Linked DNA regions of Homo sapiens: region 2 is linked to region 1. Evidence: read pairs that join two places in POLR2A ChIA-PET (ENCODE). Cell type or tissue: MCF 10A. All regions are shown on one strand.

The links. Peaks named below come from ENCODE experiments on the same cell type or tissue, not always from the same donor. Only the 100,000 strongest peaks of a DNase experiment are listed, where the experiment ranks them.
Region 2: POLR2A ChIA-PET joins it to region 1 with 5 read pairs; 1 of 35 experiments calls an interaction of 5 or more read pairs at or near these places.

Annotation. Positions count from the first base shown.
Region 1 is chr1:154,424,657-154,429,656 of GRCh38, forward strand. It overlaps IL6R (interleukin 6 receptor), which reads left to right. Exons shown (of 10, transcript NM_000565.4): 2 at 4,540-4,788. Among named protein-coding and RNA genes, the nearest start is that of IL6R-AS1, 21 kb to the left of the region's middle. RefSeq lists enhancers at 2,038-2,538, 2,539-3,039. In MCF 10A, no CTCF peak of the experiment used is centred here; a DNase peak (open chromatin) is centred at 3,045.
Region 2 is chr1:153,606,466-153,611,465 of GRCh38, forward strand. It overlaps S100A16 (S100 calcium binding protein A16), which reads right to left. Exons shown (of 3, transcript NM_080388.3): 2 at 1,534-1,712; 3 at 421-1,227. The coding sequence starts at 1,686. The coding sequence ends at 1,069. Among named protein-coding and RNA genes, the nearest start is that of S100A16, 4.2 kb to the right of the region's middle. RefSeq lists enhancers at 1,863-3,062, 2,738-3,451. In MCF 10A, no CTCF peak of the experiment used is centred here; DNase peaks (open chromatin) are centred at 2,556, 2,926, 4,066 and 4,666.

The DNA of each region.
Region 1 (5,000 bases):
TGTCGTTGCATCTTCCATACGTAACCGCATTCAGGCACTGATGGACTTCAAGATGTGGGCTGGATGTGGTAAACTGCTGCCTCCATCAGGTGCTCATTGGAGTTCAACGCACTGGACCGTGTGTTCAGTTGTGATGTAGCAGGACAAGCCACAGACAAAACCCCTCAGACACCGAGTTAAAGAAGGAAGGGCTTCATTCGGCTGGGAGCTTCAGCAAGACTCATGCCTCCAACAACCGAGCTCCCCGAGTGAGCAATTCCTGTCCCTTTTAAGGGCTCACAACTCCAAAGGGGTCCGCATGAGAGGGTTGTGATTGATTGAGCAAGCAGGGGGTACGTGACTGGGGGCTGCATGCACCGGTAATTAGAATGGAATAGAACAGGACAGGGATTTTCACAGTGCTTTTCTATGCAATGTCTATAATCTATAGATAACATAACCGATTAGGTCAGGGGTTGATCTTTAACTATCAGGCCCAGGGTGTGGCGCCGGGCTGTCTGCTTGTGGATTTCATTTCTGCCTTTTAGTTTTTACTACTTCTTTCTTTGGAGGCAGAAATTGGGCATAAGACAATATGAGGGGTGGTCTCCTCCCTTAGTGAAGGAAAAGGACACAGGTCACACACGCCAACACCAGCAGTTTCATTCTTAGGGAAGTTCTTGGGCAAGTGCACTGAGTCATGAGAAAGTTGATAGCCACCCTCTTTGATATGGCAAAACAATGGGAATGACCGCAAACCTCCCTCAGTGAGAGAATGATAGGGTCACACAACGAAATATTACATAGCAGTGAGACTGAACGAACTACGTGTCAGTGAATCAGAGAAACATATAAATGAGGCCGGGCCAGGTTGTCATCCCTCTAATCCCAACATTTTGGAGGCCCAGGTAGGAGGATTGCTTGAGGCCAAGAGTTTGAGACCAGCCTGGGCAATATAGTGAAACCTCATCTCTCAAAAAAAAAAATATACAGCCAGTCATGGTAGCATGTACCTGTAGTCTCAGCTACTTGGGAAGCTGCGGTGGGAGGATCAGTTGAGCCCAGGAATTAGAAGTTGCAGTGAACCATGATTGTGCCACTGTACTTCAGCCTGAGTGACAGAGTGAGACCCTGTCCCAAGAAAAAGAAAAAAAAAAAAAGCAGCCGGGCACAGAGCCTCATGCCTGTAATCTCAGCACTTTGGGAGGCTAAGGCAGGAGGATGGCTTGAGGCCGGGAGTTGAAGACCAGCCTGGGCAATATATTGAGAACTTGTCTCTAGTAAAAATTAAAAAATTAGCCGGGCATGGTGGTGTGCACCTCCCAGTTACTCAGGAGGCTAAGGTGGGAGGATCGCTTGAGCCCAGGAGTTTGAGGTTGCAAAAAGCTATGATTGTGCCACTGCACTCCAGCCTGGGCAGCAGACTGAGACCCTGTATCAGACACACACACACACACACACACACACACACACATATACACACAAAGGAAGTTCGAGAAAAGCACCAGACTGAGACCCTGTATCAGACACACACACACACACACACACACACACACACATATATACACACAAAGGAAGTTCGAGAAAAGCACCAGCTGGGCGTGGTGGCTCACGCCTGTAATCCCAGCACTTTGGGAGGCCGAGGCGGGTGGATCACCTGAGGTCAGGAGTTCAAGACCAGCCTGACTAATATGGTGAAACCCCATCTCTACTAAAAATACAAAAAAAGGAAAAAATTAGCCGGGCATGGTGGTGTGTGCCTGTAGTCCCAACTACTCGGGAGGCTGAGACAGGAGAATTGCTTGAACCCAGGAGGTTGAGGATGCAGTGAGCCGAGATCGCGCCATTGCACTCCAGCCTGGGTGATAGAGCGAGATTCTGTCTCAAAAAAAAAAAAAAAGAAAGAAAAGAGAAAAGCATATCACAGCAGAAGACTATATTCAAACCATTTATATGAAGCTCAAAAATGAAGCAAAGTTAAGAAAAATGTAGGGATGTATGGGTAGTGAAAGTTAGGTTGGTGGGCTTTCCTGGGTATTTTATGCTTCATAAATTAACTTTTATGTATGTAGCTTTTACATACATTATATATATGAATTTGCATGTATTCAGTATTATGTAATACATTAAAAACAATGTTCGCAATGCTAAAAATATATTGTTGAAGATTCTGTGTGAAAGCTATACTGTAGTTGTGGCTTTTTATAACCCTTTCAAGCCCTCTGGGCAGTAGCAGTCCACCCCTTATTGCCCTCAGTGGACTTCACCTTCTAGGGACTCAGAATTTTTTTTTTTTTTTTGAGACGGAGCTTCGCTCTTTTTGCCCAGGCTGGAGTGCAGTGGCGTGATCTCGGCTCACTGCAAGCTCCGCCTCCCTGGTTCAAGCAATTCTCCTGCCTCAGCCTCCCAAGTAGCTGGGATTACAGGAGCCTGCCACCACGCCCAGCAAATTTTTTGTATTTTTAGTAGAGACAGGGTTTCACCATGTTGGCCAGGATGGTCTCGATCTCTTGACTTGTGATCCGTCTCGCCTCGGCCTCCCAAAGTGCTGGGATTACAGGTGTGAGGCCCAGCTGGGACTCAGATTTTGCTGAGGACCAGGACAGTACTGTGTGCTGTGTCCTGGCCTTGCAGCAGTGAATGTGTCTCCCGTTTCTCAAGGGCAGGTCTCTGGGATGCCTGACTGTGTCTTCCTTGCCAGTGCCTGGCTGCTGCAGCCTCCTCAAATGTTTATCAAACACAGGACTTGCCCACCGTGGGAGAAAGTAAGGCCATAGGTGTCTCAGGAACCTGCCCAAACTCGCCTGGCTGCACGGTGACAATTCAACCAGCTTTCTTACCCAAGGTCTGTTGGTGACCAGAGAAAACCTTAGATGACCGGCTGCCATGATGGCCTTATATCTGTCCCTTTTCTGCCAGCCTTGAGGTAGAGGGTGCCAGGGAGGAGGACTCTGGCTCTAGGTGTTAAAGTGAGAGGGAAGTGTGAAGGGTATCTGTATAGCTAGACAGGGCTCAATGCCAGGCAGAGCTGTCTCCGCCCCTTTGATGTCTATGTCTCTGTCCCTGGACTGTGGCCAGTAGCCAGTGTGGACTCCAACCTCACCAGCTTTAGGGGTGTTATCTGCCTGGGAGTCACTGATCCTTACTCCCTCCTCTGACAGCCACCTTGGATGGGGTGAAAGGAAGGACAGCCTGCCAAGTATGAGATAAAAACGCCTCATAAACAAGAAGGGATTTGCAGGCCAGGCAGAGAGCCTTGTGCTGCTTCTGAGTCCCAGGAGCATGGGCGAGGAGGTGAGGTCAGGCACTCAGCAGCTGCTGGTCCTCTCTGAAATCTTTGGCCAGATTTATTGCTACTGCTTGCTAATAAATGGTTATGCATTTGGTTCAAAGGACCAAGTGTGCTTACATGAAAACTGGCTGTGTTCCCTGGCCTCTGTTTCCTTAGCTGGTTGGACTAATTTGATTGGTTAATAAATGAGTCCAAGGTGGTTGGGCTAATTTTTATCTTAGATTCTATGACTCTATAACTGCTACTCAAAAAAAGTGTACTTGTTCCTTTAATCTTTAATCTTATTTTTCTTGAGTAGTAGAATACACCCAATTTTTTTCAAGGGGTAGAGAATGCATTTTTTTTTTAACCTTCCAGTTTGGTCCCTAGAGTAAACACAGCATTGCTGTAGTAGATGTAGGGTACTGGAGGGAGCATGGAACAGGGAACCAGAAGCCCTGGTTCCTACCCCAGCTGGGCATCTGGGCCAGTCTCTTGATTCCTCTGTGCCTCAGTTACCAACTATATAACGGGCATTCTGCCATGAATACCCTGCGATTTGGAAACCTCCTGTGTACGTGTGCACTTGGGTGCCTGGCATTCATTCCTAATGGCATCCATTCGTTCACACATTCATCCAGTACTCAGCAGACTCCTGCCATGGGCCAGGCAACGTCCCGGGCACTTGGAATATAATGGAGAACAAAGCAGGGTGCCTACTTCTGTGGTGCTTGGAGTCTTGAGGGGAAGAGAGACACGGAATTCGTAATTACATGGCAGCGTGTGGGTGACGTATTGCAGAATGAGGGCCTAGTGGAGCTGGGGGACCGGAAACGATGTTTAGGCCGAGACCTGGAATAGGAGGAGTTGTCGTGGGGATGATGTAGGAAGAACGAGTGTGAGGAGGAGAGCGAGGGGAGTTGAGGGGAGGGCTCCACACCTTCTAAGGAGTGGGGAGAGATGAGGCCTCCAAGGACAGAAGGGCCCTGCAGGCCACGCTGAGGAGCTTGGACTTCATCTTGTGGATGGTGGCAGGCCCTTGAAGGGTTTTCTAATCCAGGGAGTGGGGTGGCTGGATCATGGCTTCAGAAGGCTCTCCCAGGCAGCTGGATGGTGAAGACCAGGTTGGGGAGGTCACCAGGAGAATGCTGCCCTAATCCAGGCAGAGGTGACGGTAGCCTGGGCCACTTCATCATTATCACTGAGGCCTCTCGTGGCTTCCTCAGACCAGAACGAAGCCCCCTTCTTCAGTGGCTGTGGGCTCACCAAGTGTCTTCTCCCTCCTCCAGAGGTGGCGAGAGGCGTGCTGACCAGTCTGCCAGGAGACAGCGTGACTCTGACCTGCCCGGGGGTAGAGCCGGAAGACAATGCCACTGTTCACTGGGTGCTCAGGAAGCCGGCTGCAGGCTCCCACCCCAGCAGATGGGCTGGCATGGGAAGGAGGCTGCTGCTGAGGTCGGTGCAGCTCCACGACTCTGGAAACTATTCATGCTACCGGGCCGGCCGCCCAGCTGGGACTGTGCACTTGCTGGTGGATGGTGAGTTGTGCCTCAGAGGTCCCGGAGATAGTTCCCGTAAGAAATGAGGCTTTGTGCATTCCAGACAGTCCCTGTCTGAGCCTTCAAACTCCCACCATTTCCTTGGCGCAAGAATTTTGGGGAAGGCCCACCAATGTCTGCCATCCAGATGCTGGCAAAGACTGCTGCTGGGTGGGAGTGGGAGCGTCTGACTGGTGGGGAACATTGGCTTT
Region 2 (5,000 bases), 820 kb before region 1:
GGTTCCCTCTCTCAGCTTTGGGGCCTCCGTCCCTCTGTCTCTGTACAGGGGAGCTTCTTCCTTCTCCCTTCCGTCTTGCCCCTTCTTGCCTATTAAACTCTCCGCTCCAAAAAAAAAAAAAAAAAAAGACTAAGGGTCATGGTCCCTCTCTCGTGGAATTGCAGTGAGGACTAAACGGGACTTACAGTGTGCCTGGAAGTTGAATTTGAGTCTGAGTCTGGGCTAAAAGGGCCCAGAGATGGTGACCTAAGGCCTTTGGCCCTTTATGGAGGAGGATGGAGGGAGCTGCTGGCCCACAGCTGACAGTGCCTGTTGGAATTTAGGAGTTCTGGCTCCTTTCTTGCTCTGCCTTTGAGGTTCTTCTGTGAGATTCTCTCTTATCACAGGGCCCAAGGGCTAAGACCACCAAAGCATAAAACGTTTCCAAGGAGTGGGAAGGTTTTAATGAGCATCCCAGAGGGACCAGGGGATACAAACTCCAAATCCAGCCTTTATATCATCATTATTTCAAGCAACAGGAGGAGGCTCAGCCTTGCTTAGCTCATTCCCAGATGAAGAGGCAGCTGGAGGGAAGTCCCTGAAAGTGCCTCTCTACCCAGCAGAGGGGCTAAGGGAAAGTGGAGAGGTCTCTGCTGCTGCTGCTGCTGCTGCTGCTGCTGTTGCTGCTACCACTGCCACCAAGAGCAGGGAGACCTCAAGCACCAAGCTGACCTTTGGAGGTCAGGACGGACCCAGAATCAGGCAGGAATTTGGCAGGAACATCAGACATTGGAAGGTTAGATGAGACTGAACAGGTGAGAAAACTCTTAGGGTCCCCAGACAGCATTGAGATCTCACAGAGGGGCCCCAAGGGCCTGCGACTCCAGGAGCTGAGACCCCCCAGGGAGGGAGGTACCTCTAGACTGAGACACTCACAAAGGGACCCCAGTTCAGCAAGGGTCAGAGGAAGGTCTGGAGGGAGAAGAGAGTAAAGGGCCCTGGGTGGGCAGGAGGCTGAGGAGGGAGCCTGGGGAGAGCACCAGGGCGGGGCATCAGGCCAGTGCCTGGAAGGTGTGGCCAAAGGGGTCTCTAGCTGCTGCTCTGCTGCTCCTGCTCATGGATGAGTTTGGCGATGGGGCCGGTGATGCCGCCTATCAAGGTCCAGTACTCATCGAAGCTGATGCGCCCATCATGATTGGCATCCAGGTTCTGGATGAGCTTATCCGCAGCCTTCCGGTTCCCTGTGTCCTGGGGAGGAAGCAGGGTCAGCAATGCTGATGGTGGAAGCCCCAGAGAGACTCCAGGCAGGACCCTAGGCAGAGACCCAGGATCTGGCCTGCACAGCTGCTTCCCTTGGGAAATGCAAATATAGCCCTCACTGGCTAGGCCTAAGCATCCTGAGAAGACAGAGGCCTGGGGGTGTAGAAGACCCTGGAGTTAGCGGGGACACTGGAAGGATAGAGGCCTCAGCAGGGAAAGACACCCTCAGAGGCCAGAGGCTTGCAGGGGAGGGAAGGGGAGAGGGAGGCAAGGCCCTTGGGTGAGAGGCCTTACCGACAGCATGTGGTTCAGCTCTTTCTGGAGCATCTCGCGGAAGCTGCTCTTGCTGATCTTGTTCTTGACCAGGCTGTACTTAGACACATATTTGTAGAAGTTTTCCACCAGGACAATGACTGCCTTCTCCAGCTCCGTGTAGCAGTCTGACATCTCCCTGCTTCGCCTGCTGGCGGGGCCTGGACACCAGGAGGAGGGGAGATGAGAAGAGACACCCACAGGCCATACCTCCTCCTCCTCCACACCCACCCTAGGCCCTGGGTCCCTCCTCCTGCCTTGTTTCTGGTCCCTGGAGAAGAAGGTGGCAGGAAAAGGGGAACAGAGTGGGTGGGGGAGAGTGAGCCCTGGAATGAGAACTATGCGGCTCCTCTAATCCAGGTGCTCCCCAGCTCAACCGCCTCAACAGGTTCTCCAGGCCCTGCCCCAGCCCCAGGCACCAGGTTCCAGCCCTAGGGAGCAAGATCCCTAGTGTCAGAGCCCTACGGGGCAAGAGGCTCTCATGGGAAGAGAAGAGTCCACCTGTTCTCCCACCCTGCTCCACAGCTGGCCCACCTCTCCCGGGGCCAAGCATGGCTGGGACAGCTGGGATGAGCCATGGAGGTTAGGGGCAGAGGCTACTGCCTCCCACTCCCAGGACTGGCTGAGACCCCAGCCCCAGGCAACAAAGCAGAAAGGAAGATGTAGGCCTTCCCCAATCCCTTGCCGGGCTCCAGGACAGTGAGTCCCGGGTCTCAGAACCTGGCTGCCCCTTATGGGAAAGGACAAGGTCCAGATCAATTGGATCAGATTTTGTGCAGCTCTCCCAACACACCCCGCCACACCCTGCTAGCCTCTCCTCCCTTATTCCCATCCCTAAATACACAGCAGGACCCAAGAACACCCCCACCCACACATCGTTACCTAAGGCGGGGGCCAAGCCCAGTTACAGCCCAGCTGGAGTCGGACTCTGGACACAGCAGCAGACTGCCAGAGGGCACATGCGTCACCCTCTCACCCCAGGACAAAAGACACTTTCTAAGCGGATACAGCCTTCTGAATAACAGGATATGAGGGGAGCAGGCGGATCTGGATCTACTCTGTGAGTCACGGCCCATGCCCAAAACCCCCCCACATCAACCCCAGGCAAATCAGACTCCCTTCCCACCCCCAAGCCCAGGAATGTGCTCCAGTCACCCTCACCCGGCGGGTCCTGGTGAAAGGAGATGGACAAAACAGGGTCACAGCCACCATAGGGGCCTGAGCAAGCCACAGTCAGATTTGGAAGGAAAGGCTGCTCGGTCAGGCCCCACCACAGCCTCCTGTCCTGCCACCTGCTTTCCGTTGGCCACTTGTGGCCATTCCTACTCCCATGCCGGCTGCCCTGCCCTCTCCAGCCAGCCTGCCAATCACTCTCGCCCCGCCCAAGCCACGCCTCCGAAGGAAGCCTGCCTTGACCCCTGCACTGGGTGCCATCCTCCCTGACTCCCACAGACGTGTCTGTCATCACCACTCAGCTAGCACTGGCTGGGGCCCACTAACTGGTGAGGCCACGGTGTCTTTCTGGGTCCTGTCTTGTTCCTTGAGACAAGCATAGTTTTTCTTACACATGGCCAATGTATTTTCTGAACCAAGCGGCGGGACTCAGACTTTAGGACAGTTTTTTCAATCCTGGATATACACCACCCCCTGCTTTTAATCTCTGCATCTCTCCAGCCCACATTGCCTGGTCCAGTGCCTTGCTCAAGGTACACGTTCTATAAATATTCCACCTCCTTCCAGCCCTGATAACGGGTATTGCACGTCCTTGACCACCTTTTAAGCTTTTTCTTTCATGAAGCCTCTTCTGAAGGAAGGGTGGGACCAGGAGGGAACAGGCCAGGAAGCAAGAAGGAAGGAGAGTTGAGAGGAAGAGTCAGGCTGCGGCTTCTCTGAAGGGAAATCCTGCCCTTGTCTTCCCTCCTCCGCCTGCCCAAACCCTCTGGTCCTTGGCTGGGAGGATGGAGCAGAGTACCAGGATGGCAGGAAGCCACACGCTTTTCCATATTCTTTTATTTAAGTGTGTAACTGCGTGGTTCCCTGTCTATACCGCTGCAAGACTTTCATACAAACACTTTAACATTTACAGTTGAAGAGGAAGACCATTGTTCAACCTGTGGTCTGTCTGCTGTGCTGCCCTTGGGTTGGAGGTGGCTCAGGTTCATGACCAGTGTTCCAGGTGATTCTGAAAACCGTGCCCATTTCTGGAAGGACTGTGCCAAGTCCACTCCCAACCAAGACTTGGAAGTGGGAAGATAATTCAGAGAAACTCCCCACACTTAACCATCCCAATCCTTGTTCCCTAAATGAGGGATCTTGTGGGAAACGGTCAGGGAGAGGAAGAGGGAAGGAAATGGGTGGTGCACCTCCCTCTGCCACTCTCCCCACAAGCTAGCCCACCTCTCCCACCACCTGCCTCCTTGGAGTCATTTCTCTGAGCTGTCTCCTCCTGGCCTTCCTCAATACCATGACTCAACCCCTGCTTGGCCTCTGGCAGCAGCCAAGTGGCCAAGACACAGATGAGCCCCAGAGATGACTCTGCCACCTGCTCCCAGGAGTACTGGGAGACCCAGAGCGGGAGCTCCAGTGCCTCAGGGCTTCAGCTCCCAGCCCCTCCTCCCAGGAATCCACCCGCTCCCCACCTTCGGTAAAATGGACAGTGCTGGAGATAACCATCTGACAAGTGCTTTTCTGGAGCTTTTTCTGAAGGAAGGATAGGGTAGCAGGCAGGCAGGGATCGTTATCCTCCTCTGCCTCCCTCCCCTGGAGGCCAGGAGACAGGATCTGCCACCCCACCCACCCCACAAGCCACCTGCTCCTCCCGCCTGCCCCATTCCCCCACCAGCCAGGCCCCGGGTCTCCTGGTTCAGGGGTCGGGCAGATGTTCTATCCCATCAGCCGCTTCCTAGAAAGGTCAAGCAGGAGGTCGTTCCTGCATTGGCCCTGCCACAGGTAGATCCTGGCCTGAGTGGACAGTGTACACAGGAGCCTTCCAGAAATGTGGGAATGGGAGGACCACGTGTCCTCCAATGGGCCCTCTCACCTCAGGCCTCCAGCCCTACCCCAATGTTCTCATTGTCTTCCCCTTGGCTGATTCATCATTGAGCAACAAGCAGTCTCCCACCCCCACCCCACCCACCTCAGCCCAGCTTGCTGACTTCTCCAAAAGCCCAAATTGCCCTGACTCCATGCCCCTGGATCCCAGCCACTCCAGCCCCACCCTCCCACCCCCAGGTTCTGGGCTCCACGCCCTCCAAATGCCTCCTAACCACCCCTAGCATCCCCAGGCTCCTTCCGTCTGGAGCTCCAAACATCCACCACACCGTCCTAAGTCCACCTTCTCTTCTCACCCCACAGACACCTCTGGAGTCTTAAGTTTTTTCCAAGTGTTGGGATGTGTCCCTAGACTCCTGTCCCTCCTGGTCACTGTTCTCTCCAGAGCCTAGCCCACT